2 separate regions of the Homo sapiens genome follow, and region 2 is linked to region 1. Evidence: read pairs that join two places in POLR2A ChIA-PET (ENCODE). Cell type or tissue: PC-9. All regions are shown on one strand. Each heading gives the region's core, and the rest is flanking DNA. Links, peaks and the distances in the headings are about the cores only.

Evidence for each region. Peaks named below come from ENCODE experiments on the same cell type or tissue, not always from the same donor. Only the 100,000 strongest peaks of a DNase experiment are listed, where the experiment ranks them.
Region 2: POLR2A ChIA-PET joins it to region 1 with 6 read pairs; 2 of 35 experiments call an interaction of 5 or more read pairs at or near these places.

The regions. Positions count from the first base shown.
Region 1 is chr7:16,650,224-16,655,607 of GRCh38, reverse strand. All of the region lies in intron 1 of BZW2 (basic leucine zipper and W2 domains 2), which reads right to left. Among named protein-coding and RNA genes, the nearest start is that of BZW2, 6.7 kb to the right of the region's middle. In PC-9, for the core only: no CTCF peak of the experiment used is centred there; a DNase peak (open chromatin) is centred at 2,507; H3K27ac peaks cover 998 bases.
Region 2 is chr7:15,052,163-15,057,546 of GRCh38, reverse strand. No RefSeq gene overlaps it. Among named protein-coding and RNA genes, the nearest start is that of DGKB, 150 kb to the right of the region's middle. In PC-9, for the core only: no CTCF peak of the experiment used is centred there; no DNase peak of the experiment used is centred there.

The DNA of each region.
Region 1 (5,384 bases), core at 236-5,235:
TTCTATTGCACAATAGAGTTATTATAGTTAACAATAATGTATCATATACTACAAAAGAGCTAGAAGAAAGGATTTTGATTGTTCTTACCAGAAAGAAATGATGAGTGTTCAATGTAATGAATATGCTAATCACCCTGATTTAATTATTACACAATGTATATGTATATGGAAACACCACACTGTACCCCACATATGAAAAATTACTATATGTCAGTTAAAAACAAAAATGTTACATAGTAACTTAAGTAATTTAAAAAAACATTTTCCAGCATTTACCCATCAAAGTAATTTCTTCCTTCAATAAAGAAAAACTATGAACTAATAATGCTTCCATTAAACAAAACCCCTTTTAATTAATAGATTTATGAAACTTTTTTTAGAATTTCCTCTGGAGTCTACAGATCATTCTTTTGACTATACTCAATGATGAGAAATTTCCTTGTTTGATAGAGGATTTAATTTTAGAAAGTCGCCAGAGATCATTCAGAGTCTAATCCATTGAAAAAAGTAGGTGGCCACTTTGAAGCTATCTGGTGTGTCCAACCAGGTTTTTATGACAAAATACTGAACAGAAGCAAAAAAGTAGGTGATTAAGCTGAGAAACAACAGCATCTTTATTTGAAAGTGAGAGGTAACCTTTAAAAATCACTGATTATAAGGTCAGCTCATCATGTATATTATAGAATATTTAAGGAAAAATTAGAAAAAATCTATCAGTCTAACTTTCAGTAATGACCACTGTTCACACTTAAACACAGTATAGTATACAGGCTGGGCACGGTGGCTTATGCCTGTAATCCCAGCACTTTGGGAGGCTGAGGCAGGCGGATCACCTGAGGTCAGGAGTTTGAGACAAGCCTGGGCAACATGGTGAAACCGTGTATCCACTAAAAAAAAAAAAAACAATTAGCCAGGCATGGTGTTGCACGCCTGTAACCCCAGCTACTTGGGAGGCTGAGGCATGAGAATCACTTGAACCCTGGAGGCAGAGGTTGCAGTGAGCCAAGATCATGCCACTGTATCACAGCCTGGCTGACAGAGCAAGACTCCGTCTCATAAATAAATAAATATCATCCGTTTTTTTTTGGGGGGGGGGGGTTATATACAGAAAAAAATTAAAATTAAATTCTACCATCTTTTCTCATATTATGCTAAAATACAATTTAAAAATGATTTGCATTTGGACTTGGAGTTATATAACTTGATTCAGTGATATTCTCTGAATCTTTATTTTAAAAGTCATCTGTTCCATTGCATCACTTTAGGAAAAGCAGAAACTCTTATAGAGAAGGAAATGTCCTTGAAATTTGTTAATAATATTATAATTTTAAGCTTAGAAAAAAGCAAGATGGTCTCTATATTATTATTATTACTTTTTGAGACAGAGTCTTACTCTGTCACCCAGGCTGGAGTGTAGTGGCACAATCTCAGCTCACTGCAAACTCTGCCTCCCTTGGATTCTCGTGCCTCAGTCTCCCAAGTAATTAATTTTTGTATTTTTTTTTTTTTTTTTTTTTTTTTTTTGTAGAGATGGGGTTTTGCCATGTTGGCCAGGCTGGTCTCGAACTCCTGGCCTCAAGTGATCTGCCCACCTTGGCCACCCAAAGCGATGGGATTACAGGCATGAGTCACCATGCCCAGCCAGTCTCTATATTATTTTAACTAGTGATTTAAAACTTTAAAGTAATAACACACTGATGGCAAAAACAAAACAAAATCAAACAAACAAAAAACCCCAACACAGTACAGAAGGGTAGTGCTCTTCCCAATCTTTCACTCTTGACCTTATATCCTAGCCCCACTCCATGGAGATGATAATAATTTAAACCCTTTAACATCATCCTATGTAACCTTTTAGAAAATGCCTATGCATTCGAGATTTTCACCTCCACTGAAGACAAAAGTAATATTTATTATTAATGAGTATTCTCATCTCCAATGTTCCTTCCTCCAGAAAAGTGCTTTTTCACTGGAAGATACCTAAATACATGTTGAGCTTTACATAGTAGAGGAGAAAGATGATTTTATATGAGATTTACTTTCCACCTAGAGGAAAGGAGCTATGGACAGCACACACAACACTGGCCTTGCTAACTGAGGTGAGGAGAACCAGGAGATGAAAATCAGCAAGAAGTGGAGTGGCAATGCCAGAGAGCAAGTTAGTTTAAGACAGACACAAAACTGATGGGAGTGTTGGTGACTATTACTCCAGTGGGAAGTCAGAAGACAAGTTATTAAAGTAAAAGAGTGTTGAAGTGTTTGCCTCTCTTCAGAGGATTTTTAATCATGGAAAAGAGGAAAATAAAATCTTCAGAAAAAAAAGAAATAAAAAGAAAAGTAAGGCCTAGACTGGTAGACAGTGAGAGAATTCTGTTTTGGAGCAATTGCTTAAAAATCGTAATAGTGGACCTTCAGGAAGCTCAAAGGTGGTGGTGGGCATGAGTCCAAATATTGGCTCACTTACTAGTTCTCTCAACCAAGAAACTCCCATCCTCCCAGAAGGGGACCTGCCCAAGCCTGTCTAGCAGGTGAAGCTTTATTTGAAGGGCTACACACACACACACACACACACAAAGTTACTTTCCATATGCATGCTTATTACATAATGAGAGCATGAACTGGATAGAAATGCCAAGCCTAGTCTAGGGCACGCTGATGACATGGGACTGGATTCCCCAACACAACTTTACAGAAGTGGACCATACAAAATTGAATTAAAGGAAATAAAAAAGAACTAGTACAGAGCTACAAGCTCTCTGAATCATACATTTTAAAAAGGTTTAAGCCAGGTATGGTGGCTCATGCCTGTAATCCCAGCACTTTGGGAAGCCAAGGCGGGCGAATCACCTGAGGTCAGGTGTTCGAAACCAGCCTGGCCAACATGGTGAAACCCCGTCTGTACTAAAAATACAAAAATTAGCCAGGCATGGTGGCAGGCGCCTGTAATCCCAGCTACTCGGTAGGCTGAGGCAGGAGAATCACTTGAACCCAGGAGACAGAGGTTACAGTCAGCCAGTCAGCCGAGATCACACCATCGCACTCCAGACTGGGCAACAACAGCGAAACTCCGTCTCAAAAGAAAAAGGTTTAAACCTACAGAGAATCATTCATTTATTTGTTTGCCAAATATACCAGGTCTGGTACTAGTCAATAGGGATGCAGCAAGCACTAAATCAGGCAAATTTCATGGAGGTCACTTTCTAGCAGGTGGAGCTTTGTTCCAAGTATTGCACAATCGGGCAGAACAAGTTAGCAAGCACTGATTGTCTCCAGTATGTTTAAAGACAACATATGATGCATTCGAGATGCAGTTGTGTTTATTAACGTTTTAATAATTAAGTGCGTGTTTTTTTACTTTGTAACTTACAAGTGGCATCCACGCGGAATGGAATACTTTGAAAACCATGGATGTAAGCCCAGTCCCTAAGCTAACCTTCAGATAAGGCACTGAGATGTCAAACCACTTGGCTGAGGTCAGGAATTCCATTCTAGCATTGGTAAGACAGTGGAGATCAAAGCAGAACGATCCCTGCCCATCTGGAGCTTATGTACATGGAAGAGTTGGGGCCAGAACCTGATCCACTGTCTCCACTCAGTGCATTTTCCAAGGAGCCAACTAAAGCTGTTGCAATGTCTTAGAGAATTATTTATATGATTCTCGAAGACAGCTTTTTCATTATTTGCCTCATAAATTTTATAGTTTGGAATAAGATGGAGTAGCGCATAAATATTAATTTAAAGTTGAGTTCAGCACTTGGATAAATTGAATTAGCATATGTTACTTCCAAAATACCAAAGAGTTCTCCATAGAGTTCTATTAAGCGGTGGGGGGGAAAAGGCATTTATCTTTAGAGAGAGAATTTAACAATATTGCCTCTTAGGGACATACGAATATTAGAAAATTTATGGCACCATAATTTCTAGCACTATAGGATACAGTTTTTAAATTGTTTCCTGCAGAAGCTCAACTCTAACACAAACACAATCTTCACACTCCCAAATACTAACACCGCATCCTTTTCCTCCAGCCAGCAGTTTCCTCTGCACCGACAACTAGGGGTTCTCTTTCCTGTTTATAATAGTCCCATTCAATTACCTTGTTCACTGAGAAAAACATATAACATTTCTTTTTTCTTCTTAGAAATGACCATAAATCCAGGTTAGTTTGAAAACCATTAAAGTCTTCTGTGTGGATATATAAAAAGGATGACAGTAGAATATCATCCAATAGTAGCTTATGATATATTCTCTACAGTGCTAAACGTTATTATCCCTTATTATTCATCTCTGCCCCAGGGCTTTTCTTGAGATTTATTTAGAAGTCCTCAAAAATAACAGTACACCTGTTATATTTTTTAAAGTTCTCATCTAGCATAAAAATAAGTTGAGATGTAAAAAGAAAATATAATGCTACATCTGACACAAAAAATAATTCTACATCTTAAGTTATTGTTTTCCTACTAAAATATTAATATTTTCAGAATGGAATTAAAGATAGCCAAAGGATTATACTATCTTAAATATTAATACAGGGCATTATTCTTTCTTTTTGTCATTATACTTTTTTCCTTTAATTTTTGAATAAACTTAAAAAACATCAATGGAAACACCTATTGCTAAAAATCAAGAAAGAATAATGAGAACATTATCTTTTTGGCATTTAACCTTAAAGAATGGTTCATTCAATGAGTTATTCAAATCTTTATTTTCAAAATAGATAGTTTACAAATATGACTACCTGAACAATTTTGGCACTCTTCACTTAATACACGCCAAATTTAGAACGGGGCAAATCATTCCACTCGGCACCTAACTGCCCAAAAGATACTTGCTAAAGAGCGCCATGGCCTCAATACACAGAAATGAGTGAGTTAAGAATGAAAAGTATTCTTGTTTATGACCTGCTAAGATTGGTGGATTTCATATTAATTAAATATTCTTGTAAAATCCCAAAGTCTAGGATGACATGTTATAAAGGACATTTAATATATCTAAAACACAATAAAAAATTGTAAAGATCAAAAAATCAGTTTAAAAAATTGCACAAATTAGAAAGTAGGTGTCAGATTAAGTATTCAGCTAAGCAAACACTGAGTAAGAACCTACCAGTCACACCCTGTCCTGGGCCTGCTCCTGATTTTCCTAGACTAATACTTATCCTATCAGTGCTGACATTGCTCGAAACAGTTTTGGTACTCTTTTTTTTTGGAATGCCTTCTGAGTTGGATTATGACGCACAGAAGAACATCAGTATCTCCACTTCATTCACCTCTTGATTTTCTCAGTTAAACTAAATGTATCTGTACCCCTTCTTCAGAATTTTCTTTTCAAAAAAGATGAAGATTAACTACCAGTAAGATATTCATCAATTTGTTCTACAAGCA
Region 2 (5,384 bases), core at 236-5,235, 1.6 Mb after region 1:
CTGCTTGTGTGGTGACCAGAGTAAAGTTAAAAGTTTATACACTTGCCAGCATTCCTCCCCACACAGCTCTACTGATGGTCTGTTCTGGTTACCAGATACTTGTTTTGTTTCACGGTTGGACGCTCCTAGAGTCTGGGCAGGAAGTTGTAGTCCGCAGGTTTCCACCAGAGGAAGAGCTGCAGTGGCCACTGGATCTATGGAAGGTCTACCAATGACCACAAAAGCTCTTTCCAGCTACTCGTATGGCCACTGCATGGTGTGCTGGTGGTGTCATTTGAATTACGGACACAAGGCTAAGTCTGTTTGGGATTCCCTTGAAAATTTTGGTGTGTGCTGCTTTGTTTTTATTGTGAAGAGCCAACATGACTATGAAGGGAAAGGAGGTAGCACAGAGACTTGCTGACTGAGTTAAAGAGAGAAATGTAAAGACAGCGGGAATATTAGACTCATTAATAAAGCTTTTGAGTTGGCCGGGTGCCGTGGCTCACGCCTGTAATCCCAGCACTTTGGGAGGCTGAGGTGGGCGGATCACGAGGTCAGGAGATCGAGACCATCCTGGCTAACAGGGTGAAACCCCGTCTCTACTAAAAACACAAAAATAAAATAAAAATTGGCATGGCTGCGTGCGCCTGTAGTCCCAGCTACTCGGGAGGCTGAGGCAGGAGAATCACCTGGGCCGCGGAGATGGAGCTTATAGTGAGCTGAGATCGTGCCACTGCATTCCAGCCTGGACAACAGAGGGAGACTCCTCAAAAAAAATAAAAATAAAAATAAAAAAAATAAAGCCTTTGAGTTATCTAGTCACTTGCAGTGGTGGTCAGTCCTCTGATGTTACAAACTCTGTGTTTGGCAATACCTACTAATGGTACAGACAGGTCCATCTTTTCACTGGGGGATACAGAAGAGCCTCATGACCAAGAACAGAAGAGCCAATTCCACAAAATTTTATTTCCCGGAGTGATAATGGCTCGTCGGAGTGAAAGATAGACACAGTCATTCGAAAGAGGCATCACAATCCCAACAGTGCCAAGGAACTGAGGCCAAAATATATTAATGTCATTTCAGAAGACTATAGGACAATATCAGAGAAAAGTTATTAATGGTTTTGATAAAAAATGTTCAGCTTCAAGAAGCTCTTTGTCCGAGAAGCTGCTGGAAGAAAAGAATGTGGGACCTAAAGGGACAGAAAATGTGTTAGAAAACATCAAAACACAAAGGGAAAAAGAGGCCAATTGTAAAGAGAATCAGTAAAAATCTCTAATGGACTCTGCGCTGAAGATGATAAACTTATCTTCTCCTTTTAGAGAAGATTACACAGATGATGACAAATTGACATCTCCTTTTAGAGAAGATTACACAGATGATGACAAATTGACATTAGACAAAAAGGGTTTCAGAAAATGGAAACCAAGATTATCAGTCAAATATCAATTTGAAGAAGCTCGTTAATGCTGTTAATTTAAATATTTTCTTTAAAAAAAAACTTAAAAGAGAAAAACAAGCAGTATTTTAAGAATTCCCAATTAGAGCAGTGCAGTGAGAAATGCACTATTTAAAATTGAGATTCAAAAGCTTCCTTTGAAACTCCAGACACTGCTTGAACTAAATCAAGAATGTGAAATCAAACTTTGCAGAAAATCAATGGAGGAGGAAATGTATCACTTAGAAATAGAGGAGAAACTTCCCAAATTATATGAAAGCATCATCCTTTTACATCAAAACCCTGACTCCTATGGGAAGATGTCTGAAGGCTTGGAGAAACAATTGGACAGTTTCATTTAATCAAAGGTGGATCATCTCTCATGAGAAAATAGCTCAAGAAAGCTTGTTAGCTGTTGTTATGACCAAGAGAGTGCAATGATCTAAGAAAACAAGATGGTCACAACATGCAAAAATTGTCTGAATTAGAGTTTGAAATCCAACTTTTCCCAAGTGACCTCTTTGCACCTACTGTTCCACGTGTAGCCCAGTGTGGTGGCCAGAGAGTATCAGGTCGGCTCCTGAATCTTCAGGTTCCCTGAGGAGTAGGAGGGGTGAGATGTGATAGCTCAAGGATGCAGAGTGATGTGCAGATTTGACTGAGGTTTCCAGCAGCTAAATCCTGAATATCCACATACTTAGCCAGATATCTGATATATTGTATCCATTTAAATTAATTCTGATTGACACCTTTTGATTTAACTTCTTACTTAATTGATGCTGCATTTTCTCTATTGAACTTTTATGTATTAATAATGATAAAATATTGTTTTCAGAATATAGATGGTTTCAATATAGTTCTTAAGAGCATATTATTTCATTTTATCATACTTTCTAGAATTGGATCATATAAGTATTGCACTTTAACTTACTTAAACTATAATTGAAGTTGAACCCAATCAGGAAACAATGGAAACATTAAAGATCTTTTCCATATGCTGTGAGATGTGATAACAAAAAGTAATATTTACCTCAATAACTGTTGATTGTTGTTAAACACGTCAAGAAAACAAAGAAGCTAAATTAAACACAACCAAATCCCCAGCCTAATTTGTAAATACTTGTGTTTATTTATTCCTAATTTTATAAATTAAGTTTAGGAAGTTGATAGTGTTGTAACTGAGCGAGTTAGAAAAACGCCACACTTTGAGATGAATTAAGAGTCCTTTATTAGCCGGCGACCGAGAGACGGCTAACGCTCAAAATTCTCTCAGCCCCGAGGAAGGGGCTTGATTAACTTTTATACCTTGGTTTAGGAAGGGGAGCGGGTGGGGTGGGGGGGTGGCGGTCTAGTTAAAACAATTTTACAGAAGTTAAGTAGTCAAAAAGTTAAAAGGATAAATGGTTACAGGAAAGTAAACAGTTCCAGGTGCAGGGGCTTTAAGACTATTACAAGGTGATAGACGCGGGGCTTTGGGTGTTATCAATCAGACGAATTCTTGGGGACTGCGGATATAGCTTGCCACAGTATCTTATCAGTTAATTGCATTCTTGGGTGTGCTGGGAGTCAGTTTGCACAAGTTAAGTCCTTGAGGAAGGGGCTGCCAGTGAAGGAGCCAAGATGGAGTCTGTCTGGCTCTCTTAGTTAAGGGAGAGTCAATGCAGGTGGAAACAAGGCTAGATGATTAAAGGAAAAGGGACAGTCTAAAAACAGGGTTAGTAAAAACAAGGTTGGGCATTACAATAGTTGTTGATATGGTTTGGCTCTGTGTCCCTACCCAAATTTTGTCTTGAATTGTAATCCCTGTGTGTCTGGGAGAGACTTGGTGGGAGGTAATTGGATCAAGAGTCCTGAGGCAACCCCTGCCATGAGAAACTGTGAGTCAATTAAACCTGTTTTCTTTATAAATTATGCGTCTGAGGTAGTTCTCTGCAGCAGTGTAAAAACAGACTAAAACAGAAAATTGGCACCAGGAGTGAGGTGCTGCTATAAACATAACCATAAAATGTGGAAGGGCCTTTGAAGCTGGGTAATGGGCAGAGGTTTGAACAGTTTGGAGGGCTAAGAAGAGGACAAAAAGGTGAGGGAAAGTTTGGAACTTCCTAGAGAGTTGTTAAATTGTTTTGATCAAAATGCTGATAGTGATGTAGACAATGAAGTCCTGGCTGAGGTGGTCTCAGATGGAGATGAGAAACTTATTGGGAAATGGAGCAGAGGTTACTCTTGCTATGCTTTAGCAAAGAGACAGGTGGCATTTCCCCCCTGCCCTAGACATCTGTGGAACTTTAAGCTTGAGGGAGATGATTTAGGGTATCTTGCAGAAGGAATTTCTAAGCAGCAAAGCATTCAAGGGGTGACCTGGCTTTTTCTGAAAGTGTACAGTCATATGCACTCAGAAAAAGATTATCTGAAACTGGAACCTATGTTTAAAAGGGAAGCAGAAGATAAAAGTTTGGAAAATTTGTAGCCTGACCTTGCAGTGAAAAGAAAAACCCATTTTCTGGGGAGAAGTTCAAGCCATTAGCTGTAGAAATTTACATAACTAAAGAGAATCTAAATGTCAATAGCCAAGACAATGTGGAAAATGTCTCCAGGGCATTTCAGAGATCTTCATGGCACCCCATCCCATCACAGGCCCAGAGGCCTAAAAGGGACAAATGGTTTTGTGGGCTAGGTCCAGGGCCTCACTGCTCTGTGCAGCCTCAGGACATGGCACCCTGTTTCCCAGACTCTCTAGCTCCAGCTGTGACTAAAAGGGGCCAAGGTACAGCTCAGGCCATTGCTTCAGAGGATGTAAGCTCCAAGCCTTGGCAGCTTCTGTGGGGTGTTGGCCCTGTGGATGCACAGAAGACATGAGTTGAGCTTTGGAAGCCTTCACCTAGATTTCAGAGAATGTATGGAAATGCCTGGGTGTCCAGGCAGAAGTCTGCTGCAGGAGAGAAGCCTTCATGGAGAAGTTCTACTAGGGCAATGCAGAGGGGAAAATGTAGGGTTGAAGCCCTCACACAGAGTCCCAACTGGGTCACTAACTACTGGAGTGATTAGACAAGGGCCACCATCCTCCAGACCCCAGAATGGTAGATCCACTGACAGCTTGCACCATGCACCTGTATAAGCCACAGAAATGGCCGGGCATGGTGGCTTGTGCCTGTAATCCCAGCACTTTGGGAGGCCGAGGCAGGTGGATCATCTGAGGTCAGGAATTTGAGACCAGCCTGGCCAACATGGTGAAACCCTGTCTCTACTAAAAATATAAAAAAATTAGCCAGGCATGGTGGTGAACACTTGTAATCCCAGCTACTTGGGATGCTGAGGCAGGAGAATCACTTGAACCCAGGAGGCAGAGTTTGCAGTGAGCCGAGAGTGCACCATCGCACTTCAGCCTGAGTGATACAGTAAGACTATGTCTAAAAAAAAAAAAAGAAAAGAAAGAAAAAGAAAAAAAGCTACAGAAACTCAACTCCAGCCCAAGAAAGCAGCTGTGGAGGCAGTACCCTGCAGAGCCACATGGGTGAAGCCCACCTCTTGTATTGAGCATGCCCTGGATATGAGACATGGAGTCAAAGGAGATTATTTTGGAGCCTTAAGATTCAATGACTACTCTGTTGGGATTTAGACTTGCAACAGGGCTATTGCCCATTGGTTTGGGCCAATTTCTCCCATTTGGCATGGGAGAATTTACCCAATGCCTGTACCCTGTGGACACTAATGTCCCCCAGAAGCCCTCTTTATTTTCAACCCACATGCATGCAATCAAAAGTAACTAAGTTGCTTTTGATTTTACAGGTTCATAAGCAGAAGGGACTTCTCTTGTCTCAGATGGGAATTTGGATTTGGAGTTCAGGGGACTGTTGAGAAGGAATAATTGTATTTTGCAATGTGAGAAGGACATGAGTTTTGGGAGGGGCAAGGGATGGAATGATATGGCATGGCTCTGTGTTCCTACCCGAATCATCTTGAATTG